Linked DNA regions of Homo sapiens: all the other regions are linked to region 3. Evidence: read pairs that join two places in POLR2A ChIA-PET (ENCODE). Cell type or tissue: HepG2. All regions are shown on one strand. Each heading gives the region's core, and the rest is flanking DNA. Links, peaks and the distances in the headings are about the cores only.

Region 1 (7,623 bases), core at 2,061-6,060, 180 kb after region 3:
GTGTTGTCAGAGCTCTAACAGTTAACTTCAGAGAATTGCATCGAATATGGTTTTTTTTTTTTTTTTTTTTTTTTTTTGAGTTGGAGTCTCACTCTGTAGCCCAGGCTGGAGTGCAATGGCGCCATCTCAGCTCACTGCAGCCTCCGCCTCCCAGGTTCAAGTGATCCTCCTGCCTTAGCCTCCTGAGTAGCTGGGATTACAGGCGTCCACCACCACACCCGGCTATTTTTTGTATTTTTAGTAGAGACGGGGTTTCACCATGATGGCCAGGCTGGTCTCGAACTTCTGACCTCAGGTGATCCACCCGCCTTGGCCTCCCAAAGTGCTGGGAGGCCCACCGAGCCCGGCCCAAATGTGGTCTTGTTAGGAGCGTTTATTCCTGTAGCCTCCATAATGAGAAGGGCTTAATGATTTGGGAACAATTTTATATAATTATTTTTTTTCCCCTATAACACGGTGCCATGCATAGTATGATTGGCATTTTTTTCCCCCTTTTTTTTTGCATTATTTTTATTTTTGTTTATTTTTTTCTTATTTATTTATTTATTGTATGTATTTATTATGTTGGGGCAAACATAATTGTGGTCTTTGCCATTAAAAGTAATATTTTTTAAATTTACATTTACATTTTTTTTTGAGACAGAGTCTTACTCTGTCGCCCAGGCTAAGTGCAGTGGAGTGATCATGGCTCACTGTAGCCTCCAACTCCTGGGCTCAAGCGATCCTCCCACCTCAGCCTCCTGAGTAGCTGGGACCACAGGCACGCAACCCCGTGCCTGGCTAATTTTTGTTTTATTGTAGAGATGAGGTCTCGCTATTTTGCCTAGGCTGGTCTCGAACTCCTGAACACAAGTGATCCTGCCACCCCGGACTCCCAAAGTGTTAGGAGGACAGACGGGAGCCACTGTGCCCGGCTAACAATGGGTTCATTTCTCTCAACTCCACACTTTATTCAAATGTCATTAATCTTCCCCTAATGTCCTTTCCTGCCCCAGGACCCATCTAGAATCCCACGTGACATTTAGCCGGCTCGTCTCCGGGGGTTCTTCCAGGTTGGGACCATGTCTTAGATGTTCGTTACCTCTCGTGACCTGGACGGTCTTAGGGGGACCGGCTGGGTATTGTGCAGACTTACTTCTGATCTAGGTTTGTCAGATATTTCTCTCGTGATCAGACCGGGGTTACGGGTTTCGGGAAAGAACACGTAGGGGTGAGGTGCCCTGTTGCTCTCTCCCTGCTGGGGATCCTTGAGACCCTGGTGACTTCCTACTGGTGCTGTTAACCTGGTTCTCCCAGCCCAGGTGGCCTTAGCCCACCTACCAGCTACTCTGAGGTCATTCTTGCTGAGGGAACTCCCCACTTCCCCAGAGCACTGACACCGACTCCATCCTTCGTACGGCAAACTTTGCTTTTCATCTTTGCATCATGATTTCTTTTTTCTTTTGTTGAGACGGAGTCTCGCTCTGTCGCCCAGGCTGGAGTGCAGTGGCGCGATCTTGGCTCACTGCAAGCTCCACCTCCTGGGTTTACACCATTCTCCTGCCTCAGCCTCCCGAGTAACTGGGACTACAGGCACCCGCCACCATGCCCGGCTAATTTTTTGTTATTTTTAGTAGGGACGGGGTTTCACCGTGTTAGCCAGGATAGTCTCGATCTCCTGACCTTGTGATCTGCCCAGCTCGGCCTCCCAAAGTGCTGGGATTACAGGCGTGAGCCACCGCGCCCGGCTATTTTATCTGGAGGCAGAGTTTTGTTCTTGTTGCCCAGGTTGGAGTACAGTGGCACGATCTCAGCTCACTCAGGTTCAACTGATTCTCCTGCCTCAGCCTCCCAAATAGTTGGGATTACAGGTGCGTGCCACCTTGCCCGGCTAATTTTTTGTATTTTTAGTAGAGATGGGGTTTCGCCGTGTTGGCCAGGCTGGTCTCGAACTCCTGACCATGTGATCTGCCTGCCTCGGCCTCCCAAAGTGCTGGAATTACAGGCGTGAGCCACCGCGCCCGGCATCATGATTTAAACTTCTTGGCCAGGCTGGTGGCTTACTCCTGTCATGCCAGCACTTTTTTTTGTTTGTTTGTTTTTTGAGATGGAGTTTCACTCTTGTTGCCCAGGCTGGAGTGCAATGGTGCGATCTCGGCTCACCGCAACCTCTGCCTCCCGGGCTCAAGCGATTCTCCTACCTCAACCTCCCAACTAGCTGGGATTACAGGCATGGGCCACCATGCCTGGCTAATTTTGTATTTTTAGTAGAGGCAGGGTTTCTCCATGTTGGCCAGGCTGGTCTCGAACTCCTGACCTCAGGTGATCCACCCGCCTCGGCCTCCCAAAGTGCTGGCATTACAGGTGTGAGCCACCATGCCCAGCCTAACCCCAGCACTTTGGGAGGCCAAGATGAGAGGATTGCTTGAGCCCAGGAGCTTGAGACCAGCCTGGACAACATAGTAAGACACCATCTCTACAAAAAAGAGAAAAAAATTAACTGAGTATAGTGGCGCATGCCTGTAATCCCAGCTACTCGGGAGTCCGAGGCAGGAGGGTCGCTTGAGCCCAGGAAGTTGAGGCTGCAGTGAGCCAAGATCATGCCCCTGCACTCCAGTGTGGGTGACAGAGCCAGACCTTGTCTCAAAAAAAAAAAAAAGAAAAAAAGTGGCCAGGCGCGGTGGCTCACGCCTGTAATCCCAGCACTTTGGGAGGCCGAGGCGGGCGGATCACGAGGTCAGGAGATCGAGACCATCCTGGCTAACACGGTGAAACCCCGTCTCTACTAAAAAATACAAAAAGTTAGCTGGATGTGGTGGCGGGCGCCTGTAGTCCCAGCTACTCAGGAGGCTGAGGCAGGGGAATGGTGTGAACCTGGGAGGCAGAGCTTGCAGTGAGCCGAGATCGTGCCACTGTACTCCACCCTGGGCGAGAGAGCGAGACTCTGTCTCAAAAAAAAAAAAAAAAGAAAGAAAAAAAGTAAGTAAAGTCTCTTTTGACCCCACCCTACAAAGGCTCCGCTCCTTGGGATCGTTTCAGGGTGTTGGAAACTCGTCGTCTTCCCCATCTTGGCGGCAAACACTGAAGAGAGCTCAGGAGAGACATCTCCCTTCTGATTGGAGACATATGCGTCCTGCCGGTCCCGAATGTGTTGCGGGGATTGGCCGGGATCCCAGTGCTGGAGACTGAAGCAAGCAGGCACCGGGCCGGGGTGTTGAGCGCAGCTTTGCCTGAGATGCAACATTTTTAAAAAGGAGGGGGGAGGCCGGGTACGGTGGCTCACGCCTATAATCCCAGCACTTTGGGAGGCCGAGGTGGGTGGATCACCTGAGGCCAGTAGTTGGAGACCAGCCTGGCCAATGTGGTGAAACCCCGTCTCTACTAAAAATACAAGAATTAGCCAGGCGTGGTGGCGGGTGCCTGTAATCCCAGCTACTCGGGAGGCTGAGGCAGGAGAATCGCTTGAACGCGGGTGGCGGAGGTTGCAGTGAGCTGAGATCGCACCACTGCACTCCAGCCTGGGCGACAGCGTGAGACTCTGTCTCAAAAAAAAAAAAAAATGCTGAGACAGAGACCACACACGGCTGGGAAACTGCCTGACAGCTGGCACTTTCTGCCCCCTGGCCTCTGGGACCAAGATGACACCCCTGGGTCCACATTCTCGCTCTGATGAAGTGTCTGGTAAAGGCAGAGGATTGTTGGAAAGCAGGATATCGGTGGGGGCTGAGGTGGGGTTGGAGTGTCCTTGGAAAGTGAAACTGGGCCGGGACAGGAGAGCTCTGGCGAGAAAGAGCTCAGGCCTCCTCTCGCGGGGACAGTGAATGGGGCCCTTTGTTTTGCCAAGGCCCTTTTCTTAGTGGCCTCTTTTCACTGGGCAAACAACGGCAGGGTGTCGCTGGGTGTTCAAGGCCGTCCCCTGCCCACCAGGCCCTCGTCTCGGGAGGAGGACACCGGGCGGTCACGGACGTTACTGGGCATCCGACGTTTGACACACAGTGGACGGGGCCTCGTGACTTCCCACCCTGTCCCCCGTCTCTGACTCTCAGCTGCTTCCCCTCTCTCACTTTCTTTTGTTTTGCTTCCCTTACTTTACTTTGAGACAGGGTCTCCCTCTGTCACCCAGGCTGGAGTGCAGTGGTGCGATCACAGCTCCCTGCAGCCTCTGCCTCCTGGGTTCCAGCCATCCTCCTGTCTCAACCTCCCAAGTAGCTGGGACCACAGGTGCATGCCACCACGCCCGGCTGATTTTTAAATTTTTTTGTAGAGATGGGGTCTTGCTATATTGGCCAGGCTGGTCTCCAACCCCTAGGCTCAAGCTATCCTTCAGCCTCGGCCTCCCAAAGTGCTGAGATTACAGGTGTGACCCACTGCACCCAGCCTTCTCTTCATTTTTCATTGTGGTAAATTACATGTAACATAAAATTTCCCCGTTTAACCATTTTTTGGGTACATTTAACCAACCACTGTCCCCTCCAGAACTTTCTCATCTTCCCAAACTGAAACTGTGTCCTCATGAAGCACAGACTCCCCAGCCCCCTCCCCAGCCCCTGGCACTCCCATCCTACTTTATTTTCTTTTTTCTTTCTTTTTTTTTTTTAGACAGAGTCTCGCTCTTGTCACCCAGGCTGGAGTGCAGTCGTGCGATCTTGGCTCACTGCAACCTCTGCCTCCTGGGTTCAAGCGATTCTCCTGCGTCAGCCTCCTGAGTAGCTGGGATTACAGGCGTGTGCCGCCACGCCTGTCTAATTTTTGTATTTTTAGTAGAGACAAGGTTTCTCCATGTTGGCCAGGCTGGTGTTGAACTCCTGACCTCAGGTGATCCACCCGCCTCGGCCTCCCAGAGTGTTGGGATTACAGGCGTGAGCCACTGCGCCCGTCCAATTTTTGTATTTTTAGTAGAGACGAGGTTTTTCCATGTTGGCCAGGCTGGTCGTGAACTCCTGACCTCAGGTGATCCACCCGCCTCGGCCTCCCAAAGTGCTGGGATTACAGGCATGAGCCACTGTGCCCGGCCCCCATCCTACTTTCCGTCTCTGTGAATCTGAGGGCTCTGGGAACCTCTTAGGAGTGGATCACGGAGGATGTGTCCTTCTGTGCCTGGCTTCTCTCACTGAGACTGAGGTCCTCAAAGTGCATCCTCATCGTGGCCTGTGTCAGGATTGCCTGCTGTTGAAGGCTGAATCATACTCCGGGGTGTGTATGGACCACGCTACGTTGATCCGTGCATCCGTCCAGGGTCACTTGTGTCGCTACCACTTTGGGGCCTCCATCAACAGCACTGGTGCGGGCCGGGCACGGTGGCTCACGCCTGTCATCCCAGCACTTTGGGAGCCTGAGGCAGGCGGATCACGAGGTCAAGAGATCGAGACCATCCTGGCCAACATGGTGAAACCCCGTCTCTACTAAAAATACAAAAATTATCCGGGCGTGGTGGCGGACCCCTGTAATCCCAGCTACTCGCGAGGCTGAGGCAGGAGAATTGCTTGAACCCAGGAGGAGGAGCTTGCAGTGAGCCGAGATCGCACCATTGCACTCCAGCCTGGGCGACAGAGTGAGACTCCATCTCAAAAAAAAAAAAAAAAAAATGGCCAGGCTGGTCTCGAACTCCTGACCTCAAGTGAGCCACCTGGCTTCAGCCTCTCCAAGTGCTGCGATTACAGGCGTGAGCCACCGCGCCCGGCCCCATCATTTATTTTTAAACCCATAGACTTGCTGGTCGCACTTCTGTGCCCGGTGGGATTTTTGTCCATTTGACGTCGCTTTTGCAGCTCGGCCCCCTGGGGCTGAGGGCGGATTTGAGCTCCTCTGGCCGATGCTGTCCACCAGCTCCCTAGCCAGCCCCTGCAGGAGCTCCTTTCTTGTTTCTGCACGGGTACCTCCCGGCAGCAAGCCCGTCCCTGCCCGAGCTGGCCCGTCCCTGTGCAAGAGCCGGTCAGCCCCAGGCAGGTTTTTCACAGCTCAGTTAATTTCCCTCCCTCCTCCTCCAGGGTCTCTCTCTTGTTTTTCTCCTCACCTGGAATGCCCTCGGTTCAGGCTTTCACCATCTCCGCCTGCTCCAGCTCCCCTGTTTCTTCTCCCTGTCTGATGTCACCTTGTGCTTCAGTGACACCTTGAAGTTTCCGGGCTCCCACCCGCCTCCCCACTGCCAGTCTTTATCAGAGCCTGCATCTTCTTCTTTGGCCTGAGCATCGTTTTTGTTTGTTGGCTTTATCTGTAGAAGAGGCTCCTACCTCAAGAGCAGGTAAGAAGACCACACAGAAGGCGTGGAGAGTATCTAGCAGGTATTCCGGGGAAAATAGTCTTTTTAAAAAAATTAGAGATGCGGGTCTTGGCCGGGAGTGGTGGCTCACACCTGTAATCCCAGCATTTTGGGAGCCGAGGCAGGCACATCACCTGAGGTCAGGAGTTCGAGACCAGCCTGGCCTCCCACCCAGGCTGGCCTAGGGCAACATAGTGAGAACCCATCTCTATTTTTTTTTTTTGAGACGGAGTCTTTCTCTGTCGCCCAGGCTGGAGTGCAGTGGCACAATCTCGGCTCACTGCAACCTCTGCCTCCCGGGTTCAAGCGATTCTCGTGCCTCAGCGTCCCGAGTAGCTGGGATTACAGGCATGCGCCAGCACGCCCAGCTAATTTTTGTATTTTTACAAAATTTAAAGAGATGGGGTTTCACCACGTTGGCCAGGCTGGTCTCGATCTCCTGACCTCGTGATCTGCCCGCCTCGGACTCCCAAAGTGCTGGGATTACAGGCGTGAGCCACCGTGTCCTGCCGGGAGTCCTTATTCAGTGAGCCCAGGATGGAATCTTCTAGAATGCAGTAGACTGTTATTTGAATGCCTCCCTCACTCCTACAGTTGCAGCTGCAGGTTTCCGATTGCCCCTCACCCCAGCATTGCAGTTACCCCCAGAGCAACCCCTGGCAGCTCTTCTGAGGCTCTGTCTTCAGATGAGGAAACCAAGGCTCATGGCGTGGAGTGGGAGACTTCACCGGATGGGGTGGGAGCAGGGGCAGGGATGACCCCTGCCTCCCTGTAGCTCTTCTTTTTTTTTTTTTTTTTTTTTTTTTGAGATGGAGTCTCGCCCTGTTGCCCAGGCTGGAGTGCAGTGGTGTGATCTCTGCAACCTCCGTCTCCCGGGTTCAAGTGATTCTCCTGCCTCAGCCTCCTGAGTAGCTGGGACTACAGGTGCGTGCCACCACGCCTGGCCAATTTTTGTATTTCTAGTAGAGACGGGGTTTCGCTATGTTGGCCAGGCTGGTCTCGAACTCCTGACCTCGTGATCCGCCCGCCTTGGCCTCCCGAAATGCTGGGATGACAGGTGTGAGCCTCCGTGCCCAGCTCGCCCTGTAGCTCTTTTATGAGATGGCTCTGTCTGCATTTTGCACAAACTCTTTCATCTCCGTGATGGAACCAGCCACGTTTCCTTGCACATTTTTCCAGGTAAAACTCCGGCTTCCTTCTAGCTGTGGAGTTGATTATACCAGGACCCCTCATGTTAAAAACTATCAGCTTCAGGCCGGGCGCGGTGGCTCACGCCTGTAATCACAGCACTTTGGGAGGCCAAGGTGGGTGGATCACCTGAGGTGAGGAGTTCAAGACCAGCCTGGCCAACATAGTGAAACCCAGTCTCTGCTAAAAATACAAAA
Region 2 (7,623 bases), core at 2,061-6,060, 320 kb after region 3:
AGCCCAGCAGGGCCATGGTCACTCTCCCTGGGGGACAGTCACAGAAGCTGGGGCTTGGTGAGGAGGTGAGCAGAGGTGGCCGGGAGCGGTGGCTCCTGCCTGTAATCGCAGCACTTTGGGAGGCTGAGGTGGGCGGAGATCACTTGAGGTCAGGAGTTCAAGGCCAGCCTGAACAACATGGTGAAACCGCGACTCTACCAAAAAATAAAAAAATTAGCCGGGCTTGGTGTTGGATGCCTGTAATCCCAGCTACCAGCTACTCAGGAGGCTGAGGCAGGAGAATCGCTTGAACCCGGGAGGCGGAGGTTGCAGTGAGCCGAGATTGCGCCACTGCACTCCAGCCTCGGCGACAGAGCAAGACTCCGTCTCAAAATAAGCCAGCAAGGAGGGTCGCCACGGGGGCTGGATGAGAGAGTGCCTCCCAGCCGCTCCTTCTGCTGCATTCTACCCACTTCCTGTGAGCCAGTCTCAACCCAAACACTCTTTCCCCATCCCACAGGGATTCTGAGAATCAGGGCACCCCAGACCCAAGGCAGCCACATTTCCCTTTTCCACTGAGAGCGGAAAGAGGCCTCGGCACTTCCTGGGGCAGCCCAGGATTTGGCCGTGTTTCTGCATTAGCAAGAAAAGGCGTAATGGAATTTGGATAGACAAGAAAAGGGGATGTAAGCGTGAGCAAAACCACACACTCCATTTCATTGTTAGAAATTCCATGCGTGTCATCAAAACCTCATCTTGGGACAGAGGCCAAGACGAACTCACTGTCACAAGGAACTTTGTGCACAACAAGTGTGCTGGCTCCCCTGTCACCCCCGCCCTCACCCCCGGCCTGCTGGCTGACCCCAGACACAGCAGCCTTGTGTTTCCTCCCTCCTGGTCAGCTGGTGCCTGGTAGCTGCAGCGGTGGTAGCTGCAGTGGTGTCTCTCCAGAAGGTTCTGGGGGAGAGACTGAAATTCCCATGCTTAGCCTTACAATGCCCCGGCCCCGTGCAAACCTCCAGATGAAAACACAGCCCCGGCCAGTGCGGTGGCTCACGTCTGTCATCCCAGCACTTTGGGAGGCCGAGACACGTGGATCACAAGGTCAGGAGTTCAAGACCAGCCTGGCCAAGATAGTGAAACCCCGTCTCTACTAAAAATACAAAAATTAGCCGGGTGCGGTGGCGGGCGCCTGTAATCTCAGCTACTCAGGAGGCTGAGGCAGAGAATTGCTTGAACCCAGGGGGTGGAGTTTGCAGTGAGCCGAGATCCGCCACTGCACTCCAACCTGGGTGACAGAGTGAGACTCCATCTAAAAGAAAAAAAAAAAAACACAGCCCTGTTTAAGCCCTCCGTGCATGTCCTCCTCCACCTCCACCCCCACGGCTGCCATTTTTGCCAAAACGTATATCCTGGACTTGCCTTCTTGCCGTTTGCTGTGTTTGAGCGTCGAGCGTTGAGCCAGACACAGTTGGGTTGGCACAGGAGTCAGGGTTCTCTCCGGGGGTCCTGACAGTTTGCTGCCAAACCTTCATGTCCAGACCTAGTGTCCCCCCTGGGGTCCCTCGGGTTTGCAGTTGCCTTGGCATTGAGGATTCAAGGTGTGTGGCAGGAACAGGGACCCAGGAAACCCTTTGGTGGCCTCAGCCTGCCCAGCTTTGTCACTTGAACCTGTCGGGATGCAAACAACATGCACAGTTCACGAGAAAGCCGCTCCTGGCTGGAACATCCCTTCGACCAGGGTCTCTGGGTATCAGCATCTCTGACATTAGGGTCAGATTATTCTTGAGAGGGGGTTGTCGCTGTTTGTTTGTTTGTTTTGTTGTGTTTTGTTTTTTGAGACAGAGTCTCGCTCTGCACCCAGGCTGGAGTGTAGTGGCACGATCTTGGCTCACTGCGACCTCCGCCACGTGGGTTCAAGCGATTCTTCTGCCTCAGCCTCCCGAGTAGCTGGAATTTCAGACGAGCGCCACCAGGCCCGGCTAATTTTTGTATTTTTAGTAGAGATGGGGTTTCACCACGTTGGCCAGGCTGGTATCGAACTCCTGACCTCAAGTGAGCCACACACCTCAGCCACCCAAAGTGCTGGGATTACAGGTGTGAGCCACTGGGCCTGGCTAGGTTTTTTTTTTTTTTTTTTTTTTCCAGACAGAGCCTCGCTCTGTCGCCCGGGCTGGAGTGCAATGGCGCGATCTCAACCCACTGCAACCTCCGCCTCCCGAGTTCACGGCATTCTCCTGCCTTAGCCTCCCGAGTAGCTGGGATTACAGGCGCCCGCCACCACACCCAGCAAATTTCTTTTGTATTTTAGTAGAGACCAGGTTTCACCACGTTGCCCAGGCTGGTCTCGAACTCCTGAGCTCAGGCAATCCGCCCTCCTCGGCCTCCCAAAGTGCTGGGATTACAGGCGTGAGCCACCATACCTGGTTTTTGTTTTTTGATTTTTGTTTTCCATTGTTAACATGAAAACATCCGTAATGATCCCTAGCCCTCAGGGAGAAGCTCCCTGGGCCTGTAGTTTTCCGGGACTTTCTAACAACACCAGGGCTGGAGTGGGGTGGCCCTGGAGATGTCACACATGATACTGGTGACCTCTAGCCATTCTGATGATGTGACCTGGAGCCCACGGGCCACAGCAGAGAACCCCAGGCTCGAGGTCCATCCTTGGCCATGTGTGTGCCCGGACGGGCCGGCCCCTGCTGCAGAGCCCAGAGGGGTGGGCCTACCAGGCCACGTGTGCCCATGCACAGCAGCAGCACCTGCTATGGATGGAGGTGGGGCAGGCACTTCACATCCGAGGGCTGCCTGGGCCTGGGAGCCTCTGTCCTGGGAAGGAGATCGGCCCTGGGAACAGAGTGGGTTCCAGGAAGTAACACCCTTTGTGAACTCCCTGCACCATGGCCTCCAGCCCCTTCCATCCAAGTGGCATCTTTGGTACCCAGTGTCTGGGATGTGCTGGGGTTGGCAGAACAAAGGCCTCAAAGACATCCATGTCCTAATCCCTGGGAGCTGTGGCTGTGTCACCACACATGGAAAAAGGGACTCTGCAGGTGGGATTGAGTGAAGGACCACCTGAGTCATGAGAGCACCACCGTGGATGATCCGGGGTGGGGGGGCGCAGTGACCTCACAGGATCCTCACGAGAGGAGGCAGGAGGGTGAGAGTCAGAGAGAGACTGAAGAGGCTGTGCTGTGTCTGTGAAGGGGGAGGAAGGGTCCCGAGCCGAGGGATACGGGCACCTCTAGGCGAAAGGCGGGAAAGAGATTCTCCCCTGGAGCCTCCAGGAGGGACCAGCCCTGCCTGTGCCTTGATTTTAAACCAGTGAGGCCCATGTTGGACTCTGAGCCCAGAGCTGTGAGATGAGAAACATGGGTCGTGTGCAGCAGCCACAATGTCACAGGACACAACGAACGTCCAGGGAGCTGCCAGTGTGCGGAGAAGGGGTTTTAGTGCAGCCTGGCTGTGCATAGATGGTTGCAATCAGGGGCTTCTCAGAGGGGATGACATCGGTGGGGCTTTGCAGGATGTGTAGGAGTTTTCTGGGGGGGGGGCATGCGTGGAGAAAGACCCACCTGTGCTGAGGTGGGAAGGCCCGGTACTGCCCTCTGTTCTCTTCCTAACCCTCCTGCCCTTCAGCTCCCGAGCACCACCGTCACGAGGCCGGCGCTGCCCCTTGCCCTGGCCCGGGGCCAGGGTGACAGCATTTCCTCAGCCGGGAAGCCCAGAACTGGAGTGACAGGAGCCACGGGGTTCAGTGTCCTGGCCCGGCCCCGGTTCCCGGGCTTGCAAACTCTCACATGACCGTGGTCATCCCCCGCCCCCGCCGACCCCACCGCCGGGTGGACAGAGAGCAGCTTTTCTTTTCTCCTGCTCCCGTCACCGCGGCGACCAAACCCACACTGGCGGCGCGTCACCCTCTGTCGTCGCGGCCTCTTTGTCTGAACAAGCCGGCTCATTCTTAGGCTCCAAGCTCCGGCTGAAGGCAGCGGCGGGACCTGCCCCGCTGGTCTATTTTTCACTTTCTCGTGGGCACCTCATTCATTCCCTCTCTTTAGCCCCTTCTAAATATAGCTGCCCCGGGGACCGATTTAGCCTGAGAGCAAAGGGCCCACACTGACAGGGACAGTCACAAGGCACTATTTTCCAGCCAGTGCGGCCCTCCCTTCCATGTGGCAGAGGCCCTCCCGCCCGCAGCCCTGGGCCCCACGGCCCTGCCTTGAGGTCACAGAGCCACCAACGGTCAGAGCTGGCACGGAAGGCCCCACACACAGCCGCCCTCCCAGGCCCTGCTGGGCGACCTGGCCCTGGAGAGGCTGCAGGTGCAGGGTGGGTGCCCACGCTGGGTGCAGGGTCTCTGCATGCAGACCCTGGTTGCTGAGGGGGCCCTGGGGTTCTGTGGAGCGGGCAGCAGGTGTGGCCAGTCTCAGACCTGTCTCTTGTATTGAAGTTTCCATTTCAGTCGGGCTCCCCGGGCTCTGCGTGGGTCCCCTCTTTGGCGTCCTGGTGAGAACATGGCAGGCCGTGGGGGGCCTGCATCCCAGCTGCCAGGGGACACATCAACGCCTGATCGTTGCCCTGTGCCTTCTCACCCTGATGCCCTGTGTCCGCTCTGGAAGCTGTGTGCACCTTTCTTTTTCGTTTGTTTGTTTTGTTTTGTTTTGTTTTGTTTTTGAGGCAGAGTCTCGCTCCGTTGCCCAGGCTGGAGTGCAGTGGCGCGATTTTGGCTCACCGCAACCTTTACCTCCCGGGTTCAAGCAATTCTCCTGCCTCAGACTCCTGAGTAGTGGCATTACAGGTGCCCACCACCACTCACGGCTAATTTTTTTGTATTTTTAGTAGAGAGGGGGTTTCACCGTGTTGGCCAGGCTGGTCTCAAACTCCTGATCTCAGGTGATCCACCCACCTCAGCCTCCCAAAGTGCTGGTATTACAGGCATGAGCCACTGCACCTGGCCTTTTTTTTTTTTTTTTTTTTTTAAGACAGTTTCGCTCTTGTTGCTTAGGCTGGAGTATAGTGGCGCAATCTTGGCTCACTGCAACCTCTGCCTCCCAGGTTCAGGCAATTCTCCTGCCTCAGCCTCCTGAGTAGCTGGGATTACAGGCATGCGCTACCATGCCCAGCTAATTTTGATTTTTTTTTTAGTAGAGATGGGGTTTCACTATGTTGACCAGGCTGGTCTCGAACCCCTGACGTCAAGTGATCCGCCCGCCTCGGTCTCCCAAAGTGCTGGAAATACAGGCATAAGCCACCGTGCCCGGCCTATGTGTGCACCTTTCTGCAGAGTCTAAACCAGGGTCCCCTAGGCACTGTAGACATGGCGGCCAGATTGTTCTCTGAGGTGGGCCTGTCCTGGGCACTGCAGGGTGCTGAGCAGTATCCCTGGCCTCCACCCACTCCATGCCAGGAGCACCCCCCAGTTACGACAACCACAGATGTCGCCAGACAGCGCCCAGGGTCCCCTGGGGGACGGAATTACCTCTAGGTGAAACCCCCAGGGATAGGGGATTCCACGGACCCCCAAGAGACTCTGCGTCCCATGATCCTCTGCTGTGCTGAGGTCCCAGGAGGCTGCACACAATGAAATCCACACCGAGCTGGGAGGGAGAGAGGAGGTGAATCCCAGGAGTTGGGGGTCCCCCTGGTTCACACCATCCATCCCGTTGGGAGCTTATTCTAGTGTGGGTAGGGATTGAACCCCATTTTCCCCAAATAATTAACTCAGGGTCTTCTCCCTCAGCACTGTGGACAGTGGGGTAAGATCCTTCTCTGGGGTGAGGCTGTGCTGGGCACTTACGGTTGCTGAGCAGCGCCCCTGGCCTCCACCCACTCCATGCCAGGAGCTCCCCCAACCCCGACAACCACAGATGTCTCAGGCATCGCCCAGGGTTTCCTGGCGGGGCTGAATCACCCACCCCCCCAATTAAGAGCCACTGTTGGCCCAGCACGGTGGCTCATGCCTAAAATCCCAGCACTTTGAGAGGCCAAGGTGGGCAGATCACCTGAGGTCAGGAGTTTGAGACCAACCTGGCCAACATGGTGAAACCCCATCTCTACTAAAAATGCAAAAATTAGCTGGGCGTGGTGGGGGTGGGGGGCGCCTATAACCCCAGCTACTCAGGAGGCTGAGGCAGGAGAATCTCCTGAACCCGGGAGGCGGAGGTTGCAGTGAGCCGAGATCGCGCCACTGCACACTGTCCTCAGGGGCTTCTGTGAGATGCACTGAGGTCCTCATGGCTCCCGGGGGTGCTCATGGCTGAGGCCCTCGTGCCCACAGCAGGCGTGCAGATGTGCACATTGACGCAGGTGCCCAGGGACACAGCTCTCTGCAAACCCAGCTGCCCCAGCCACTGTACGAAGGCGACTTGTTCCTCACAGTGCCTCGGAGCCTTCTCTTCTCTCCCAAACTACTGTTCCATTTTGTTTGGGTTTGGATCTTTTCCTCTCTAAACATAACACCCTGTCTCTCTTGTCTCTGAACACTGTGTTCTCAGAAGCAGTCATCCCTCCACGGGGAAGGGCTGACGTTTCCACTCCAAGCATTGTCTCCCCTCCTGCCAAATCTGGTTGCTGGTTTTGTTGCTTGGGGTTTATTTTTCTTTCCTTTTTCGAGGCAGGCAGAGGTTTGGAGGGGTGAGAGGTGGGGGATTGCCAGACCCCCAGGAGGAAAGAGTCCAGGAGCTCTGCGAGCTATAAAGCTACTGGTTCTGGAAGTTTTAGAGCCAGATGAAGGTTGCTTCTGTTCTCACGTTGCTGCTGCAGGCCGGCCGCCCCTCCCGCCTTCAAGGCCACCTTCCCCCGGGGCTGACTCACCCCGGCACGCCGCGCCACACAAGGCTGGCTCTGCTTTGATGAGCAGACTGGAAAAGCGCAGCCGCCTCATTGTGGAGCTGCCTGGAAGCCGCCAGAGCCCGCTCTGAGCTGGAATTCGCTGAGCCTGACTTCCTGTGCCGTCAGGAGAGCAAACGCCCGCTGGCCTTAGGAGCCGGTTTACAGGAAGCAGCCATGGGAGGACGGTTTGCTCGGCTCATGGAGAAGCAGCCACCCTCTGCACGGGTTTTAATGCTGCACCCTCATCTCAGGGCTGTGAAAAGAAAAATTGCAGGCCGGGAGCGGGGGTTCATGCCCGGGATCCTAGCACTTTGGGAGGCCGAAGCAGAGGGATTGCTTGAGCCCAGGAGTTTGAGACTGGCCTGAGCAATACGGTGAGGCCCCAGCTCTAAAAGAAAAAATATTAAAAATTAGCCGGGCATGGTGGTGCACACCTGTAGTCCCAGCTACTCAGAAGGCTGAGGTGGGAGGATCTCTGGAGGCCAGGAGGTCAAGGCTGCAGTGAGCTGTGATTGCACCACTGCACTCCAGCCTGGGTGACAGAGCAAGACCCTGTGTCAAAAAAAAAAAAAAAAAGGAGGCCAGGCACGGCGTCTCATACATGGAATCCCAGGACTTTGGGAGGCCAAGGCAGGTGGATCACTTGAGATCAGGAGTTTGAGACCAGCCTGGCCAACATGGTGAAACCCTGTCTCTACAAAAAAATAAAAATAAAAAATAAGCCTGGTGTGGTGGTGGATGCCTGTAATCCCAGCTACTCGGGAGACTGAGGCAGGAGAATCACTTGAACCTGGGAGGCGGAGGTTGCAGGGAGCC
Region 3 (7,623 bases), core at 2,451-6,450:
AATGGAAAGTTGGTTCACTTTGACCAACATCTCTCCCCACTTCCCCTGTCCCTCAGCCGCAGGCAATCACTCTTCTACTCTCTTCCTCTAGGAATCTGGTTCTTTTTGATTCTTCATGTAAGTAAGATCATCCGGTATTCATCTTTCTATGCCTGGTTTGTCTCACATAGCATAATGTGCCCCAGGTTCATCAGTGCTGTCACCAATGGCAGGATTTCCTTCTTTATTATGACTGAATAACATTTAACTGTATATATGTGTATGTCATATACTTTTTTTTTTCTTGAGACGGCATCTCACTCTGTCGCCCAGGCTGGAGTGCAGTGGCGTGATCTCAGCTCACTGCAACCTCTGTGTTTTCATATATTCTTTATCCTGTGTCATAGTCTTTAGAATTTTTTTTTTTTTTTGAGATAGAGTCTCGCTCTGTCACCTAGGCTGGAGTGCAATGGTGCGATCTCGGCTCACTGCAACCTCCACCTCCAAGGTTCAAGTGATCCTCCCGCCTCAGCCTCCCGAGTAGCTGGGATTACAGGCACACATCACCATGCCTGGCTAATTTTTTGTATTTTTAGTAGAGACAGGGTTTCACCGTGTTAGCCAGGATAGTCTCGATCTCCTGACCTTGTGATCCACCTGCCTCGGCCTCCCAAAGTGCTGGGATTACAGGTGTGAGCCATCGCGCCCGGCCTTTTTTTTTTTGAGATGGAGTCTCACTCTGTCGCCCAGGCTGGAGTGCAATGGCATGATCTCGGCTCACTGCAAACTCCACCTTCAGAGTTCAAGCGATTCTCCTGCCTCAGCCTCCCGAGTAGCTGGGATTACAGGCGTGTGCCACCACGTCCAACTGATTTTTGTATTTTTAGTAGAGATGAGGTTTCACCATGTTAGCCAGGCTGGTCTCAAACTCCTGACCTCAAGTGATCTGCCTGCCTCGGCCTCCCAAAGTGCTGGGATTACAGGCGTGAGCCATCGTGCCTGGCCAGAAAATTTTTTAGAGACAAGGTCTCACTCTGCTGTGCAGGCTGGAGTGCAATGGCGCAATGAGAACTCGCCGCAGCCTTGAACTCCTGGGCTCAAGCCATCCTCCTGCTTCCCAACTAACTGGGATTACAGGTGTGTGCCGCCATGCCTGGCTAATTTTTATTATTATTATTATTTTTTAGTAGACTCAGGGTTTTACCATGTTGGTCAGGCTGGTCTCGAACTCCTGACCTCAACTGATCCACCTGCCTCGGCCTCCCAAAGTGCTGGGATTACAGGCATGGGGGCCCAACCCAAAATAGTAAAATGTCATCTGTTCCCTGAAATTAGCGACAAGAGAAGCTTTCAGATGTGATCCAATTTAAATTAATCATGGCGAATGTAGTATACAATGAAAAAATATAGAAAGGAGAAAATTGTTCTGGGTGGGAGAAACAGCCAGAGGTTAGGCCCTATGGAAGGAGCGGGTCTTGGCTCTTTCAGGCACAGCCAGAGCCTGTGTGACTGGACAGAGGGGAATGGGGAGTGACAGCCAAGGGGGGTCGAGTGACAGGAAGTGAGGCACATCACTTTGTGGGGAACTCATCAGCCACAGTAAGGACTTTGGCTCTGAGTGACTCCTCCAGGCCTTTGCACAGAGCAGTGATCTCATCTGACAGCTGAGACTAGATCATAGGGGACACATACAGACACCGGGACACCAGTTAGGAGGCGAAAGCCGCACTAGATGAGAAGTAGGCGTGTCAGCTTGGGTGTCACAGTGCAGTCCTGTGCAAGAGCAGCATAAGAGGAGATCTAGGCCGGGCGCGGTGGCTCACGCCTGTTAATCCCAGCACTTTGGGAGGCCGAGGTGGGCGGATCATGAGGTCAGGAGATTGAGACCATCCTGGCTGACAAGGTGAAACCCCGTCTCCACTAAAGTACAAAAAAATTAGCCAGGCGTGGTGGAGGGCACCTGTAGTCCCAGCTACCCAGGAGGCTGAGGCAGGAGAATGGCATGAACCCGGGAGGCGGAGCTTGCAGTGAGCTGAGATCGCGCCACTGCACTCCAGCGTCGGTGACAGAGCAAGACTCCGTCTCAAAAAATAAAAAATTTAAAAAAAGAGGAGATATAAAATTTCCTCATGGGCTCAAGGTGGGGCAAGACAGAGCAGGAAGAATCAAGGAAGACTAATTATTTCACACAGGAAAGCTGGAATAATGGAGTTACCAGCAACTGAGATGTAGGCGGTAATATGTGGACCAGGCTCTTGGGGAGAGGATGAGGATATACTGCAGTGCAGCTGAGAATAAGGCATTCAAGTGGACACACATGTAATAATGTCTTTAGGGGCACTGGTCACAATGGAAAAAATTTGAAAATACCCGAATAGTCACTAGCAAGCAGTGGAATTAATGAACACTAACAATATATCCCTATGAGTGAATATAAAAGAGTGATAAAGGGGCCAGGTGTGGTGGCTCACGCCTGTAATCCCAGCACTTTGGGAGGCTGAGGTGGGTGGATCAGCTGAGGTCAGGAGTTCGAGACCAGCCTGGCCAACATGGTGGAACCCCGTCTCTACTAAAAATACAAAAATTAGCTGGGTGTGGCCACACGTGCCTGTAATCCCAGCTATTCGGGAGGCTGAGGTAGGAGAATCGCTTGAACCCAGGAGGCGGAGGTTGCAGTAAGCAGAGATCGCGCCATTGCACTCCAGCCTGGGTGACAGAGCGAGGCTCCATCTGAAAAAAAAAAAAAAATTAGCTAGTCATGGTGGCACATGCTGCCTGTAATCCAAGCATTCTGGGAGGCCAAGGCGGGTGGATCACCTGAGGTCAGGAGTTGGAGACCAGCTTGGCCAACATGGTAAAACCCTGTCTCCACTAAAAATACAAAAATTAGCTGGACGTGGTGGCACACACCTGTAGTCCCAGCTGCTGGGGAGGCTGAGGCAGGAGAATCAATCGCTTGAACTCAGGAGGCGGAGGTTGCAGTGAGCCGAGATCGCGCCACTGCACTCCAGCCTGGGTGACAGAGCAAGACTCCGTTTCAAAAAATAAAAACAAAAAATAAAAGAACAGAATTATCATCTATCACAAATTCTCCATCCTGGAAAAGGAGAATAACTGATATTTTAGCGAGTTTTTGTAATTCACCAAATTATATACCAAACATTTTTTTCTTGTAGGAATGTATTCATTTCGGGGCGTGTCATAATAAAAGAGAGATTTTCTCTCTTTCTCTGCGATTCTTTTTCCCGGGAGCCCCGTCAAGGGCTAAGCCCTGGAATCCCATTTGTCATCACCGAAAATAAAACAACAGATGTGAGAAACTTAACCACACGGGCAAAAAAGGAACAGAAAATAAAAAGAAAAAAAAAAGGCACGCTAGAATTTTTAACAAATGGAATGTAAGACGAGAACTTTATTTTTTTCTGAAATTCACCTCCTTGGAAATATTTTATCTTTCAAACTCTATTATTTACTGTATGTTCCATTGACTGAAAAAATCTGAGGCTCAAGTAACCAAATCAATCTTTAGAAGGAGAGAGGCCCAGGCAGGGGCGGCTGGGCTGGAGTCCGGCCTGCGGGCCTTTGGGGTCAGGCCAGCCCGTGCCGCCACGTGGAGCGCCCGCACCACCTGTCCACCCCTCGCCCCTCCCAGGGACGTGGGCCTGGGCCCAAAGTCTGCATCCAAAGCGCATTCTGCTTTGGGGCTGTTGCACCGCCTCGCTGGGGTGAGGTTTTTTTTTTTTTTGTTTTGTTTTTTGTACTTTGGGTTAGTTTTTCTTCCAATTAACTTCGCGAGACCCCACAGGGCAGGAGTCATTTCTGCCTTTTTTTCCCCTCCATCCCAGCGTCCTGACAACTACGACTTTCCAGGGAATGAAGACTGGGGCAGGGGAGGAAACTCCCCGCAGGACCCGGGGGTGACACAGGGACAGAGGCTGCATGGGGGTTCCGGGCGGCTCCCCCGGGAGTTTCAGCGTGTTCTGGCCGCTTCCAACCCTCCCCTCCCAGGGCTCCGGCTCCGGCTCGGCTCCTGCCCTGCACTCACCATGTCCTGTCCGTTCCTGAGCTCTTTGAGGAGCTCCCTGCTCCTCGCAGCCGGTGCAGGTGAGCACGACGGGGACACCTGTGGTCACTCAGGGCAGGCCGGGTGTGCTCTGCAGGGAGGACAGCAACGCCCCGCCCCTGGGGCTGTGATTGGATGGTTCTCTTCTCTGCTCATCTCTGATTGGAGAGTTCACCAGTCACATCCCAACTCCCCTGATTGGACAGTTCTTTAGACTCTGCCCCTCCTCTTCTGGTTGGTCAGCTTGCTATCCCCTGAGCTCCCCTGATTGGGCAGTTCTTCAGGCCCCACCCCAGCTTTCCTAATTGGTCATGTTTCCACGCCCTGCCTCAGCTCCTTTGATTTGACAGGTCTCCAGGCTCTGCCCCAACCCCCCTGATTGACAGTTCTCATCCGGATGCTCCACCTCAACTCCCCTGATTGGTCAGTTCTCTAGGCCCCACCCCAGCTGCCTGATTGGTCAGTTTTCAGGTCTCGGGTCCTGCAGGCAGCAGCCCCCATCCACGGTGGTCTCCTTCCTGAAATGAAAGTGGTACTGACTTAGAGGGAAACCTGGGCCCTTGGGGTATCCACCGTAGAAAAAAGCAGCTTCTTCTGTCCTCAGTCTGTTGTCAGATTCCATGACACTGGAGGAGGTCCCCTCTCTCTCCTGACCAGTAGACACCTGGGGAGGCCCATGGGGTCAAGTGAGTGACCAACGAAAGCTTTACCATTCCCTAACTAGGGTCAGCACAATTGCTAGAACTGAACTCTTGAGCCATTAGCAATGGTCTAGCCAGCCGGGCGCGGTGGCTCATGCCTGTAATCACAGCACTTTGGGAGGCCAAGGTGGGTGGATCACCTGAGGTCAGGAGTTTGAGACCAGTGTGGCCAACATGATGAAACCCTGTCTTTACTAAAAATACAAAAAATTAGCCGGGTGTGGTGGTGGGTGCCTGTAATCCCAGCTACTCGGAGGCTAAGGGGGAAGAATCGCTTGAACCTGGAAGGCGGAGGTTGCAGTGAGCTGAGATTGCCCCACTGCACTCAGCCTAGGCAACAAGAGGGAAACTCCGTCTCAAAAACAACAACAACAACAAAAACATAGAAAACAAAACAAAACAAAAAAACCGAAAACACACTTAAAAAAAACTGTGGCAACAACTGTATCCTAGGTCAATATTTTGAGGTTAAAGCACTCTGGGGATATTTTGCCTCACAGTTTCTCAAGTAAAAATCAAGGTCACGAATATCTGTGTACCTATGAAAACTCAAACACCACAGCTGAGCGCTCAATGTGCAGGCAGATGAATAGTCTACAGGCAAATGACATATAATCAAGGAGGCATAATCCCTGGAAGCCTGTTGGTAGGGCTGAGAGCAAATAGATTTTATAGGGTCCCCGCCCACCTTTGCAGAGGCTATTCCGTATACTGTGATCACGGAAGCCACTTAAATGCAAATATTCCTTACCAATCCCACCAGACGTTCTCCTGCTGAGCCACAATACAGGGTTTCACCAAGACCCGCCCTTCCCTTGGGGTTACAGATGCTACTGACAGTGATCAAGGTGCTCAGTTCTTTTCTCAAACGACACTGTAGCGAGATTGATAAGGAATCAGAGAGACCGATGGGGTTCAGGAGGATATTTATTATTTAGCTGCACCAGCCCAGTCCGATTAACACCCAAAGGACTGAGCCCTGAACAAAGAGTTAAGTTACCTTTGAAGCATTTTGTGGGGCCGGGGGAGATCTGTGCAGGGGGAAGCATATTACAGAAGCGAGAGACAAAGAGAGTTATTCAATTAATTGAGACGTGCATTACATCATTTCTTACTTTTCAAGGCAAAACATGTTTTGCAACTTGAGTTTATCTGTCTAGTGAACTTGCAGCTGCACAACTAGGGAAACAGGGCCTTCACAATGCCTGGGAAGGGAGGAGAGATAAGGCTCACTAGCCACAGAAAAACAGGCAGTTAATTTTTAAAAGACTCCAGCTCTTTCTTGTTCTCAGGGGGAATTGGGTTTTCTTACATACAACTGAGTTTCTGCTTACACATTCTTTAATCTGTTTTAATTCCTGTTCCAACACAACACTGGGCTCTTTTATTTATTTATTTATTTATTTATTTTATTTTAATTTTTTGAGATGGAGTCTCGCTTAGTCACCAGGCTGGAGTGTAGTGGTGCAATCTCAGCTCACTGCAACCCCTACCTCCCGGGTTCAAGCGGTTCTCCTGCCTCAGCATCCCCAGTAGCTGGGACTACAGGTGCCCGCCACTACGCCCAGCTAATTTTTGTATTTTTAGTAGAGACAGGGTTTCACCATGTTGGTCAGGATGGTCTTGGTCTCTTGACCTCGTGATCCACCTGTCTCAGCCTCCCAAAGTGCTGGGATTACAGGCATGAGCCACCATGCCTGGCCAACGCTGGGCTCTTGAACAAGGCGTTCAAAGCAACTTTCTGCTCTCTTATACTCTCGGGCTAGAGGCCTCCTAGAACTGATGGCTCAAACAAACCTTGCTGACATTACAGACCACACATGGTCTTCTAAACGGGTCTTCTCCACTGTGTGCAGCTTTACTTAGGCTCGACCCCAGCCTTTAGGGCCCCCTACTTTGTCCTGATCATCAGACTTACTGGCACCTTAGAGTACAACCCATAACACATGCTTCTTTCTTTCTTTTTCTTTTTCTTTCTTTTTTTTTTTTTTTTTTTTTTTGAGACAGAGTCACGCTCTGTTGCCCAGGCTGGAGTGCAGTGGCACGATCTGGGCTCACTGCAAGTTCTGCCTCCAGGGTTCACGCCATTCTCCTGCCTTAGCCTCCCGAATAGCTGGGACTACAGGCGCCTGCCACCATGCCCGGCTAATTTTTTGTGTGTTTTTAATAGAGACAGGGTTTCACCGTGTTAGCCAGGATGGTCTCGATCTCCTGACCTCGTGATCCGCCCGCCTCAGCCTCCCAAAGCGCTGGGATTACAGGCGTGAGCCGCCGCGCCCGGCCACCATCTTTAGTTTCTACAGGAGAACTACACATCCGATGCTTCTAGCTTCCTTGGCTATTGTTTTAGGCTACCGTTACCTTCTTGCTTATCAAGTTGCATATTTACTTCTTGGGGCTAACTAGGTGACTGAAATTTACCTTGAAGAAAAGCAAGATTGTTCTTTATTTCTATGCCTGGGAGATCCACAGGCCGTGAAGAGGGAGTCCCTGCTCCATCTCACACCCACTCCCAAACCTCCTCTTGAGACAAGTGTGCTAATTTTCTGCTCATTGCACATACTTTTTGGGCCACCACGGGCACTGCCTTAGGCACACATGATGTCATCCTGTCAACTCAAACCATGAAGCCATCGGAAAACGTTCAGCACACTCTAACCACACGCAGCAGAGAGCTAATGCTTTAGATGCTTTCCGTGAAGGACAACGCTCCCTGGCAGACTCGACAGCTGATGACTGCTTGGCTCCGGGCTATTTGTTGGCCAGCCAGGGAGAGTTATGTTCCCTTAAAGGGGCTGCTGGCTATACGTGGGTACTGGAAAGTTTCCACAAATAACAATTGTTGGGGACCAGCCTTAACATCACCCGTAGGGTACCCAA

The links. ChIA-PET counts read pairs that join two places held together with the same protein. Peaks named below come from ENCODE experiments on the same cell type or tissue, not always from the same donor. Only the 100,000 strongest peaks of a DNase experiment are listed, where the experiment ranks them.
Region 1: POLR2A ChIA-PET joins it to region 3 with 9 read pairs; 1 of 35 experiments calls an interaction of 5 or more read pairs at or near these places.
Region 2: POLR2A ChIA-PET joins it to region 3 with 5 read pairs; 1 of 35 experiments calls an interaction of 5 or more read pairs at or near these places.

Annotation. Positions count from the first base shown.
Region 1 is chr19:2,682,077-2,689,699 of GRCh38, reverse strand. All of the region lies in intron 1 of GNG7 (G protein subunit gamma 7), which reads left to right. Among named protein-coding and RNA genes, the nearest start is that of GNG7, 17 kb to the left of the region's middle. In HepG2, for the core only: a CTCF peak has its summit at 3,584; a DNase peak (open chromatin) is centred at 3,719; H3K4me3 peaks cover 633 bases.
Region 2 is chr19:2,542,982-2,550,604 of GRCh38, reverse strand. The region is part of intron 3 of GNG7 (G protein subunit gamma 7); the gene reads left to right. Among named protein-coding and RNA genes, the nearest start is that of GADD45B, 71 kb to the right of the region's middle. RefSeq lists enhancers at 2,900-3,844, 4,690-4,829, 5,363-5,412, 5,493-5,542, 4,938-5,756 and 3 more and a silencer at 6,303-6,392. In HepG2, for the core only: no CTCF peak of the experiment used is centred there; DNase peaks (open chromatin) are centred at 3,334 and 3,774; H3K4me3 peaks cover 966 bases.
Region 3 is chr19:2,863,826-2,871,448 of GRCh38, reverse strand. It overlaps ZNF556 (zinc finger protein 556), which reads right to left and starts at 4,114. Exons shown (of 4, transcript NM_024967.3): 1 at 4,025-4,114. The coding sequence starts at 4,027. In HepG2, for the core only: no CTCF peak of the experiment used is centred there; DNase peaks (open chromatin) are centred at 3,618, 4,378 and 5,848; H3K4me3 peaks cover 2,891 bases.